Linked DNA regions of Homo sapiens: region 1 is linked to region 2. A link is a contact called in ENCODE Hi-C data. All regions are on one chromosome and are shown on one strand. Each heading gives the region's core, a stretch centred on a gene start or an enhancer-like site at or near the end of the contact. The rest is flanking DNA. Distances are from core to core; before and after follow the strand shown. Region 1 overlaps SNX30 (sorting nexin family member 30). Region 2 holds the start of DNAJC25-GNG10 (DNAJC25-GNG10 readthrough).

The links. Hi-C counts contacts between places; a loop is a spot of excess contacts on that map. Pooled maps may share reads with other maps.
Region 1: a pooled map shows a loop between it and region 2 (2.5-fold over the local background). The contact joins the enhancer-like site here to the promoter of DNAJC25-GNG10 in region 2. A Hi-C loop is called at or near these places in 2 of 50 pooled maps.

Annotation. Positions count from the first base shown.
Region 1 is chr9:112,843,361-112,849,344 of GRCh38, forward strand. All of the region lies in intron 6 of SNX30 (sorting nexin family member 30), which reads left to right. Among named protein-coding and RNA genes, the nearest start is that of SLC46A2, 45 kb to the right of the region's middle. RefSeq lists a silencer at 1,425-1,534 and enhancers at 2,866-3,419, 3,440-3,940, 4,726-5,298. Within about 2 kb of position 1,516, at least 3 of the 41 ENCODE cell types and tissues checked have a DNase peak (open chromatin) inside an H3K27ac peak, as active enhancers do.
Region 2 is chr9:111,629,333-111,635,259 of GRCh38, forward strand. DNAJC25-GNG10 (DNAJC25-GNG10 readthrough) reads left to right here and starts at 2,002. Exons shown (of 3, transcript NM_004125.4): 1 at 2,002-2,411. The coding sequence starts at 2,076. It overlaps DNAJC25 (DnaJ heat shock protein family (Hsp40) member C25), which reads left to right and starts at 2,002. Exons shown (of 4, transcript NM_001015882.3): 1 at 2,002-2,411. The coding sequence starts at 2,076. LOC107987116 (a long non-coding RNA gene) reads right to left here and starts at 1,871. Exons shown (of 2, transcript XR_001746897.2): 1 at 1,708-1,871. RefSeq lists enhancers at 1,866-1,955, 2,686-2,735, 5,715-5,859, a silencer at 2,046-2,335 and a cis regulatory region at 5,781-5,792.

The DNA of each region.
Region 1 (5,984 bases), core at 266-2,765, 1.2 Mb after region 2:
GGTCTGAAGTAAGAGTAGGTTGTAAGGGAAAGCCACATGGAAAAGGCTGTGGCTGGAGACTTGGAAGACATATGGGAGTGAGCTGCGCAAGGGTCGGAGGATGGAGCATTTTAGGCAGAGGGGAGCAGCCAGTGCAAAGTCCGAAAGCTGAAATGAGCTCAGAGTCTTTGCAGATCAGAAAGGCTGGGGAGTGGAACCTGGTGAGCAAAGGAGTAAGTGGTAAGCGGTGAGGTCAAAGAGAGGTAGGAGCCTGGTCCTGCAGTAGCTTTTTTTTTTTTTTTTTTTAGACAGAGTCTCACTCTGTTGCCCAGGCTGCGTGATCTCAGCTCACTGCAACCTCCACTTCCCGCTTCAAGCGATTCTCCTGCCTTAGCCTCCTGAGTAGCTGGGATTACAGGTGCGCACCACCACGCCCGGCTAATTTTTGTATTTTTAGTAAAGACGGGGTTTCACCATGTTGGTGAGGCTGGTCTCGAACTCCTGACCTCATGATCCACCCACGTTGGCCTCCCAAATGCAGTAGCGTCTTAAAGACCATCTTAAAGGCTGGTAAGAGTCTGGACTTTATTCTAAGGACTAGAAGAGAAGCCATTTGGTTTTATGCAGGGGGATGACAGGATGTGATTTTCACTTTAAGAAGACAACTAGTGCTACAGTATGGAGACTAGATTGTAGAGGATGAGAGTGGTGATTGGGAAGGCCGTTCAGAAGGCTGTCACAGGGAGCCAAGGGCAGAAAACTAGGTGGTGGAGCCTGGACTGCAGTGGTAGAGACGTGGGTGGATTTGGGGTATATTTTGGATGATGGGCCAATGGCACTTGCTGCTGTAGTGATGCAAAATAAGAAAGGAATTGGGGTTTTTGGCTTTAGCAGCTGGGTGGATCGCAGTACTGTTTATTGGGACGGGGAGGGTCCAGGGAGGAACAGGTGGAGCAGTTGGGAGTCCACTATTTTGGGCATGTGGAATTCAGAATGCCTCCTAATCATTAAAGTGGAGATGTCATGGCAGTTGGTTTTGAGTTAGTCTAGAGTGGGAATAGAAATTTGGGAGTCATTAGTGTATGAATGGTGTTTAAATCTCTGAGACCGATGGAGATTGTATGAGGAGATGTGATTGAGGTGCGTAGAGTGTGAAGGCCTGCGCCTGTGGCATGGTAATATTTATTGATCTATCACCTTAAGACGAAAGAACAAGTAGCAAAGGAGCCCACAAAGGAAGGGTTGGTGTGGCAGGAGGGAAGAAGAGGATTGCCTCCACGAAGCCAAGATAAATGTTTTAAGAAGGGGGCAAAATATATCTGTTGGATTTAATAATATAGACATCGTTGGTGATCGAGATTACAAGTGTGAAATGTGGATGCATAAGTTTTGGCTTAAAGACAAAGTTTTTCTTCCAGTTGGAGATAACTTCTACAACATTCCGGGTTAGTCCTTTTCAAAAGCCAATTTAAATTGTCAGGCGGTTTCTTCAGCCTGCCCGCCCCTTCCCCACAGGGCCACAAGGTGGCGCCAATGAGTCAAACTCCGGGAACGCGAACAGTTGGTGCTTTAGGTTGGCCATTTCCGGTGCCTTTCCAAAACTGAAATGAAGAGTTTTCTGGAAGATTGATTTGTCAGGGAAAAAATGTCCCCTTTCCTGAACAAAAGAGATTATACAGAGTGGCTAATTTCTTGCAGCTAAAATAATGTGAAGAAGCAGGATGTGAAATATGCCTGATTTCAAAGGCTTTAAAAAAATAAGAAAAATATTAAAATGAGAACTCTGAGATTCCCAGTAATGGCAGACTGAATACACATTTAAACTTCACCAAAATGACACTAAAACGATTTTGAAAAAAGTCACAAGCCCACAGACAAGAGCAACAGGCAAGGAGGCAATAGCAGTACAATTTTGGGAACGGATTGAGAGTTAATAAGTACTTTAAATGACTCAAGCTGATTTTGAAACCGACTGTGGGGGAAAAAACTGAGAAGCCACCTGGTTTACACCGCGGAACCCTCCAAAAAGGTCAAGAGTTGGCAGCACCACGCCCCTCTGGGACTGAGGTAGAGCTGAAGAGAAGAATAAATCTAGAGTCTGTTTAAGAATTCTAGCTTCTGATCCTCTCCTCCCTGCTCACACAGGGGCCACTTCCTTCTCCACTTTGGCAGAACTGGGGGTCGATTCTCTGGAGGGGGCCTCTGTGGAGCAAGAGACTCTAGGCACACTTGAGGGTGTTCAGTGAAAGATTAGTGATGTTGAGACTCTTCTCCTGCTTGACTCTCAGCCTTAGATCTTCCATGCAAGGAGGAAAAGAGCCTTTTCTAGAAAATCTGGACGGGCCAAGAGAAGTGACCCACAGATACTGATATTGGCTGGCGATGGAGAACCAGGGTGGTCCCTCAATGAAAGGACCCAGCCGAGTCTCCTATGGAGAATGTCAACAAGCCCTCTGTGCAGAGAGCTTTCAATCCATTTCCATGGAGTTTCCCTCTTGGATGAGTGGACAGACAAGGGTCACCAGATATGTAAGGGAAGATTTGAATATGAATATCAGAAGTAAAACAAAGAAGAAAAACCTATTGAATGAAACACTGATGGGGAAGAAAATTTCCAGAAAAAAATGTTAATATTTTCCAAAAGAGAAGATATCACAGCCATAAAACAGTAATTTTTAAAAATTCAGAGAACAAAGAGCTCTTGGAAATTAAAACCATAATAGGAATAAAAAAATTAATAGAAGAGTTAGAAGAAAAAGTTAAGCAAGTCACATATGAAAAGAAACCAAAAGAGAATTGGAGAAAAAAATATGAAAATTAGAGGATTAGACCATCTGAATAACAGGTGTGCAGGCAGAGAAACAGAGAAATGGGAAGCATCAAAGAAGCCATTCAAGGAAAAAGACCAGAAGGGAAGAAATAATGTATCACTGATTGTGTCTGTGTGATGAGATTATGTATGACTTCTCCCCCTCCTTTAAATTTTCCAAATTTTGTGTAAAAATATATTTTAAAATGAGGGGATAATGTGTGGTTTCAGTGTTACCAACATTGCCCCAGGACATCTAACTCGCAGGTGGTCCTGGTTTCCATAGAATGAATATGTAAAAGGAGCATGTTGAAAGGGGTAACCTGAACTCAGTCATTTAACCAGAGCTAGTGATATCACCAGTACCAGATCAGACTCATTTTCCTGCCTGCAGGAAAGTGCCCTTCTAGAGGGCTACCCTAAGCCACAGGGCTACGTGCGTATTTTATTTTTATTCTCATTTGTTCTTTATTACTGAACACCCATTACTCTACATGAATTCCACTTGGGTCTTGGGTCGTCAGCCCTGGCCTACAGGAATATGAACCATCCCATCCTGCAGTTCTCTGTGGGGGGTGAGCTGCTCCTGCTGCTTTGGTATCCTCTTCCAGCCCTGCATCCTAGCTCCCCTCTTCCACAAAGCTTTGAAGCTGAAAAACTTGGTGGGCTTGAAGAGGCTTTTTGGTAGCTGCTGACCTTTGGCGCTGGGGCTCCTTTTCTGCCTTTTCCCCTCCCATAGTTTGTGAGCCCACAGCCTTGCCAGGGTCAGACATGTGCATGAGTCTGAGGGTGGGGAAGGGATGCTGTGCTTTCCCGTAGATGCCACTGTGGTCTTTTTTGGGACAAATCCAGTGCAGATGTTGAAAGCCAAACCACAGGATGCATCTGTCATCCAACTCTTCCAAACATTTTGTCATTGTAGATAAAGGCTGTTTGATTAGTATTTCGTGGATGACATAACTATAGACCTCTTAATGACTGTTATTAATTTGTTATATTTGGATGACAGATATTGTGTTTCTATTGTTTAGCCTTTTTATTATAGAAAAATTCAAACATATCACAAAATAGAATGATAACAATAAACCCACATGTATCCCAGCCGTCCCGTGCGTATCCCAGCCGTCCCGCGCATATCCCAGCCAGCATCAGCAGTTGCCCACTCATGACTCATCTGGTTCTGTCTCTCTGTCACGCTGCTCCCAACTCCCACCCTGTGGTTTAATTTTACACAAATCCTGGAATCATATTATTTCATACAGAAACGTTTAGTACATATCTCTAAAATACAAGCATTCTTTTTTTTTTTTTTTTAAAAAGGACTACCTAATTATGTTTAAATATCCAGTTAGTGTTCAAATTTCCCCAGTTTGTCTCAGACACAGTTTCTGTTTCTTTTTCCAAATTGAGATCCAAACAGGATCTGTACATTGATTGGTATGTTTCTTAAATATTAAAAAATCCTTCTTTGTCCATTTATTTTTCCTTGTAATTTATTTGTTAAAGAATCATCTGTCTTCTCTTCATTGGAAAAGAGAGATAGTAAAGTTCCAGGTTATTAGGACCACTTGAAATCACAACAAAATGTTCTAATGTTTTAAAAAATAAGTGTCCGAGAGGAATTTATTCCATGTCTGTAATTAAAAGTCATCTTGTGAGTGTGAGGCCCTCCTTGGGCACCCTATGTATGATTTTGCCTTCCCCAAACCCTTGGTACTTTCCTTCCATTCCTGTTTTATTTTTCCTCCTAATGCCTAGAGTTACCTACTATATATTTTACTTGCTTCTTGTCTGCCTCTCCTCTAGAATGTAAGCTCCACATGGTTTTGTGATTTGTTCTCTGCTGTATCCCCGTCCCTGGCTAGATGAATGAAGATGTATGAAGGCAGGGCAGAAGCAGGGTGGGGAATGGGTGTGTAGAGGAGGGCAGGTGGCGCGAGGCATGAGGAGAAAAGTCTCACTGTGCCCTTCGCCTTTTTGATGTGTCATATCAATGGGATGCAGATCCCTATAAAGTTCTGTGAGAAGTTCAGATGATGACTCTCTTCTGCTTGTCACTCAATGATGGAGGGGCCTCTCTGCAGACGCCGGCTTGGTCTCTTGGCCTCTTTACCCCACTGCCGGCTCGGGCCTCATCTGACAGCCATAGGCTGGTTTGACCAATTTTATCAATAGAGACTGGGCTGGGGGCCCATCCTCTCAGAACATCACCAACAGCATGCAAAGGTGTCCCAATGAGGGTGGTGGTAGTCAGCAGTTTGTCTTGATTCAGAACACGTTGCCCAACCTTCAGCGTGGTTGGATTTTGGGCCAGCTGCAAAGCCACATGCTGGAAGGCAGCAGGAACAGCCTGAATGAGCCACTGCTGTGCCATGAGCCAGGTGTGGCCTTGAACAGGGCCCGCCACCGTCCCTTAGTCTCCTCATCTGTAGAATAGGGAAGATGCGCGTTCACTCTGCAGGGTTGCTGGGAGCCTTTTGTGCTGTCCAGTGATGCAGGGCTGTTAGGGCGGATCCTCCAGTCAGCCTGCGCCAGAGGGCAGCATTCTGGCCACGCTGGATAACACTGAGAGACAGAGACCCTGCCTCTCCTGTGGGCCAGGGCAGGCCCAGGCCAACTGGAGAGAGGGATATGGCTGGATCTGCAGGCCCCCTCGTCTGTTTTGGGCATGGGGAGAGGAGATGCTTTTGCACTGTTGTAGCTGAGTGGGGTTGATGCATCTCCTCCCCACCCCTCGTAGTCCCAGGGGTCTTGCAACCCCAGCAGTGCCCCCAGGAGCCCCCACGCTGTGCTGGCATTGTTCCAGGGCATTGTCTTAACAGCTTTAGTTAGGAGGCTCTTGCCACACTGACAGAGTGTGTGTCACTGGGTCAACTCAGACTCCTTCCTAGAAGCGCTAGTCTGGATATGTGGTTTTTTTTTCCAGTAAGATGCTAGGCATCCTGTGAAGGGAAGTGCACACCAGTGATAAGCATCCCACATGGCCCCTGCCCTGCTGTTCCATTGCACCTTGGGGAACCACATTTGCACGTCCATGGAGAAGAGGATTTTTACTACTGCTGTATCAGACCAATAGATTTAGATTATTTTCTGGGCTGTATGAAGTCCACAAAGGACTCTTTTTTACTTTATAGATTTATGTCATCCAGTATGGTAGCCACTAGCCATATGTGGCTATTTAAGTTTAAATTCAAAT
Region 2 (5,927 bases), core at 752-3,251:
CACTTCGGCCTCCCAAAGTGCTGGGATTACAGGCTACTTGGACTCATAACTGTCTCCTAATGGTCTTCCTGATACATCCCAACTCATTTTCCCAGGCAGAGTAATGGTTCTGAAATGTCAATCCGAAGGTGTCACTTTTTGCTCAAAGACCCCATATTGGCCTTTCCATTGCTCTTAAGATAAGGAACAACTTCTTTGACATGGGATAAAATGACCCTTTGCAACTTGGCTTTCTCCAGTTTCATCTCCTACACTCCTTACCTCTACTCCTAGTCATATAGGTTGTCTTTCATTTTTTGAAAAGCTTTATTATTATTTTTTTCTTGCCCATGGCTCGTTTCTCTTCTTGGTACTTATTTCACACTCCCTTGTCCCCAAACTCCTCTCTAATTCACATCCTTCAAGCCATTCTCTATTCGTCCTCCAAAGTCAGTTTAGCTGTCAGCTCCTACTGGAATTGATGCTTGTAATTGATCCCGATCCTAATAATTTCAGGAGACCCTCCCATGTGTTTCCATTCATTTTATCTTTCTCATTATATATATATATAAGCATATATATAAGCCATATATAAGCATATATAAACATATATGAGATACAAATGTAAATAAGCATATATGATACACAAAATTGTTATTATATATATAACTTTTGTATCTCATTACATATACATGTATCTCTCTCATTACATATATAACTGTATATGTTGCTATATAGTCCCATGCAATATTTAGTGGGCTGAGGTGAAAAATAGACACATATATGTTATATATGTAATGACAGAGACATATATGTGTAATGAGATTATATATATTATATATGTAATGAGGGAGATATATGTAATGAGAGATATATATTTATTCAATGAGAAATACAAAATTATAATGTATATTCATTATGTATTATAAGTATATAATGCTATGTATCAGTATTTGATTTCACTTTATTAAAAGAGTTGATTATATCTGAACGTTTATTTATTTGTTACTGACTGTCATCCTCCATCAGAATATATGCTCTCTGAAGTTGAGCTTCTTGTTTACTTTGCTCACCACTGTATCCCCAGTGCCTAAGTAACAGTGCCCGGCTCAGAGTAGAGACTCAATAAACATTTACCAGATGAATGATAGAAACAGATTTTTTGAGGCAAAGTTTTTCATGTTGCCATATAGTCCCATGCAATATTTTGGACATACTTATACTAAAAAATTATTATCTGAAATTCAAATGTAGGCCGGGCACGGTGGCTCACGCCTGTAATCCTAGCATTTTGGAAGGATCGCTTGATCCTTCCAGCAGGTTGTCCCGGGAACGCGCAGCCCAAGGTGGACGCACAGACCCGCGTACAGAGATTTTTTATTGTCATGACTGGGGGTGGTGGCACTACTGGCATTTAGTGTGGAGAGGCCAGATATGCTGCTAAACATCTTACAATGCAAAGGGCAGCCCCTCAAAGGCAAAGAATTATCTGGTCTAAAATGTCAATAGCGTGGAGGCTGAGAAAAACTGAACTAGATGGCTATGAACTTTCAGGGTCCCTACCTAGTACACAGGCAGCGCCTAGAATTGCTAAGTTCATCTTCCGTTTGGAAAGGCAGCATGGGGTTAGTGAGAGGAAGGCGCCCGGGGCTGGTGGCTGGCTTTAAAGGCCTACGTGCAAATCTTCTTGACGCTGATAACGGGATGCGAGAGAGCCAGGTAGGTTACCTATTGCAGCAGGTCAAGTGATGATGTCGAAAAGGATGCGTGTGCCGGACACTGTGGAAGGTAAAGCGCTCCGCACAGCCCGCCTAAGTGCGCCCGGGACAGAGCCATCCCCCAGGTGCTACCAAACAAATCCTCCAGCTGCTGGTACGGGGAAGGTGTTCAGTGACACACCGGAAGCAGCCTAGTGGCTGAGGCGTCCTTCTCCCTACCAACGGGTTGCGAAGGAAGTAGTTGCTGTAGCCGCGCCCTGTGCGCCTGCGCGGAGGCGTCGGCTGCTGACGTGTAGCTGGGGCCAGACGGGACTAGCCGGGCGCGCGGCTGAGTGCTGCAGAATCGCTGGGGTGGCAGAGCCGCCAGCGAGGCTGGGGATGGGGGCGCCGCTGCTCTCTCCCGGCTGGGGAGCCGGGGCTGCCGGCCGGCGCTGGTGGATGCTGCTGGCGCCCCTGCTGCCGGCGCTGCTGCTGGTGCGGCCCGCGGGGGCCCTGGTGGAGGGGCTCTACTGCGGCACGCGGGACTGCTACGAGGTGCTGGGCGTGAGCCGCTCGGCGGGCAAGGCGGAGATCGCGCGGGCCTACCGCCAGCTGGCCCGGCGCTACCACCCTGACCGCTACCGGCCCCAGCCCGGAGACGAGGGCCCCGGGCGGACGCCGCAGAGCGCCGAGGAGGCTTTCCTGCTGGTGGCAACCGCCTACGAGACACTCAAGGTGAGGCCTGCGGGCGTGGAGGGGCTTCGAAGACTGGCCGCGGGAAGCCCACGGCGCCTTCCGACCCCGGTCCGCGGAGCGTGGGCCTCTGTGACCCCGAAACTGAGCACAGCCACCACCGCGACCTTTAAGATACTCACGTTTCCCACGTGGCCCTGTGAAAGAGCCGAGTCGGCCCCACGGGGCCTTGGGGGGCACAGCTAGCCTCCTTGCCCTCTTCCTTTTTGTGACATTGTTATGCAAAACTTTGGCCATCTTACGATTTCGTGAAAATATTTTAATAACGTGCATTTCACATTCGAAAAGCAGGGTGATCATTATTAGTAGGATCTGGGGTAGCCCACAACAGGGAAAGTCTCGAATATCAAGTGACAACTGTGATCGCATCAGTTTGATATGACAGAAAATTGGTTTCTGGAAATAGTGTTAATGGTGACGCTTAGTTTGGGTTTAAGGAACTAAGAAAACACTGAGAAGAACAATGAACACCAGTCAAAAGGCTGGATGTGAGTCTTTGCTGTGACACCCCTGTATGACCTTGGATAGTGACTTATTATGTTGAAATAGCTGTTTCTTCATATGCAAAATTAAGGCCATGATACCTCCTCTCAGAGTTATTATGGGGATTAAATGATAAGTGTGCGAACCGCCCCCCTTTCCATAGGATCCATAAATAGGTGCTTAATGACTTGGGTACAAAACTCTGAGAATTTCTAGTAGGAAATATTTTGTGAATATGTATTTGTATTTCATTTGACAGGTTTTATTGAGTCTTGTGGGGATGAGAGATTTAGCCCGATGCTGTTTTCTTCTACTACTGCAAAAAATCAAACCATCTAGGACATCACGAAGTATAAATCGTACTTGATGGTGGTATTACTGCTTGAAGGGCCCCATCATACTAATGCGTCAGCGATTGTAGTTGTAAAGTATTTCTTTTCTAGCCTTTTTTTTTTTTTCCCGAGGCAAAATTTTCTATGTTGCCAGGTAGCCTGCTTTTAATGATTGTACTTTGAGTGGATATAATTTTACCTTGGATTGTTCCTCCAGATTGTTTTTCCAGAGCTGAAAATAGTCAAGGAGCTAACAACTTTATTGATGCCTTCCAGAGCAGTTTGGATAATTTGGAGTCATAAAATGAGTGGTGGAGGGGCGGGCCCTGAACTAGGTAAACTAGGTGAATTGAACTAGGTAAAATTTAATTTACCTAGTTCATTAAATTCTCACTAGCGTTAGTGAGATTGTAATTTTTATTGGCAGTTAACTGAGGGATGGCTGGGGAACTGGGAAAGTGCTGAGGCCCCAAAGGGCTTTGTTGCCGATTATGTAAAAAGTGATGGAAAAAAGACTCCAGAAAAAATAGGAAAGAACTCTCCATCCAAGGCACTTCAGCATATGAAGCTCCAACCTCTGTTCCTTGTAGTCAGCCAGAAGCCCTGCTGGTGCGTGAGGGAGCCCTGGACCAGTGTGTGAAATCATAATGGGATTTACTAGGGATAGTAAAATTGATAGGATTAGGGATGTTAATCATGTTAATTTGTTTCAGGCGCGAGATGGTAATAAGGTTGTGGTGCTTGAATTTAGGTTGAGTGTCAGGAATGCAGTAGTTGTTAGGATGATATAGATAATTAGGTTAAAGATAGTGATATTTGGATTGTATATCAGTTATCCCATTATGATTTCACACACTGCTTTATAAACTAAGACCATGCAATAGTATTTAGTGTGTTTGACTTTTGGGGATTTAGGGAGTTTATGGACTTTGGAAGTTAAACAAGTGGACGCTTACCCTCTGTGTCAACCCATCTTCTGGAAGATGGAGAACTTCCAGAAGAGAGGGCAGCAGAAACACTGCCAGCTGTTGCCTTCTGCTGGGCTTTGTAGGAGTGGAGATGAGTAGTTTTGGCATGAGAATGGTGAGCATGTTGGTAAGAACTTTGAAAACAAGTGCCATGATTAGAGGGTAGAAATAGTGATGGTAGAGATTCCTGCTGGGAGGGCCACCAGGAGAGACTGATCAGTGCCCCCATCCCGGAACTGATCTGATGAATCTATATGGTTGCCTCTAAAGGTTTCTACCCCTAAAGTTTACCACTCATTGTCAGCTAATGAAAAGCTAGATAAAATAAGTGATCCACTCAAGATCAAGGAACGTTTAGGCAGTTAAAGACCAGTATGTCTGGAGTAGGTAACACTTGTACTCTTGACTCTGACGGGTTTGTGATAGCTACAAATATCTTGGAACAGGGGAGTGGAAGTGGAGTTGTACTGGTGGAGGAGGGAATGAGGGGAGTGTTCTGTAGCTCCCCCAGAACGCCCACTGTCTTACTGTGGAAATTATCTGTGAGACAAAAGGGATGTCTGGAGATATTTTGGACCCTGGAAAATCAGACCCAGCAGAACTCTTTGAAAACTTGCATTTTAAATTTATGGAGATGAACATATATTCATCTTCCAAGTGGAGCACCTCCAAGAACTATTTACCTCATTGAAGATGCTCTCTCTTGGAATAAGGATAAGGACTTTGACTTGCTGTCTGTGGGAGCAATTATTACAGGGTGGTCTGCTTTAACTTCTGTCATAACGGAGAATTGTGAGGAAGTTGCCAAAGAATATGTTTTCTGGGTAATGCAAGGTTTTAATGAACTGAGGTCATCCAATTTGGAGGGCTTCAGCCTTGCACATTATCCGTTGAGGCAATGGAGATGTAATGGCTGTTTGTTTGGATTGTATCCTCCGGCTGTAAAAAGGGTTTGTGAAGGATAAAAGGTCCAGGTGGCGTTTGCTAAGAGCAGGTCAGATAGAATAGTGGGAGAAGCTGAGTTCCAGTGGCTCTGGAATAAAAACGGGATGCAGAAGCCTGTATCTGAATGTTGATAATAAATGCATCACCAAAATGGAAACTATAATTATGTAAAACATCAGTGGATTTATGATTCTGAGGTGGTTTTGGTCAAATAAATGCCCTTTTGAGGGGGTTTTGTTTTTTTTTTTAGGTGGTGGTGGTTAAAAAATAAGTACACTAACATGACTTAAATACAGTTGGTAAGACAAGAAGATATGACATTTGATCATCACTATTTTAGCAAAAAGATTTTACCTGTGCATGGAGAAATGGAGGAAAACCAAAAAAAAAGAAGTGTGGGTAATAATGGAAGGCAAAGGCACTGGCCTCATGCTTTCACCAAGTCATGCTTAGTTCAGATTCCCAAATAAATTACAGTTCCAGATCTCAGCAAAACTTCAAACCATTATGATTTCACACACTGCTTTATAAACTAAGACCATGCAGTTGTATTTAGTGTGTTTGACTTTTGGGGATTTAGGGAGTTTATGGACTTTGGAAGTTAAACAAGTGGACACTTACCCTCTGTGTCAACATTGGATCTCATGAGGTAGAATAATCTGGTCCCACTTACATGTTTTTAAAGTGGCTATAGCACTTATCACACTGCATTTAAGTACTGAGTAGGTCTCTCTTTCCTACTAAACCATGCTCCTCATTTTTTGTGCGTA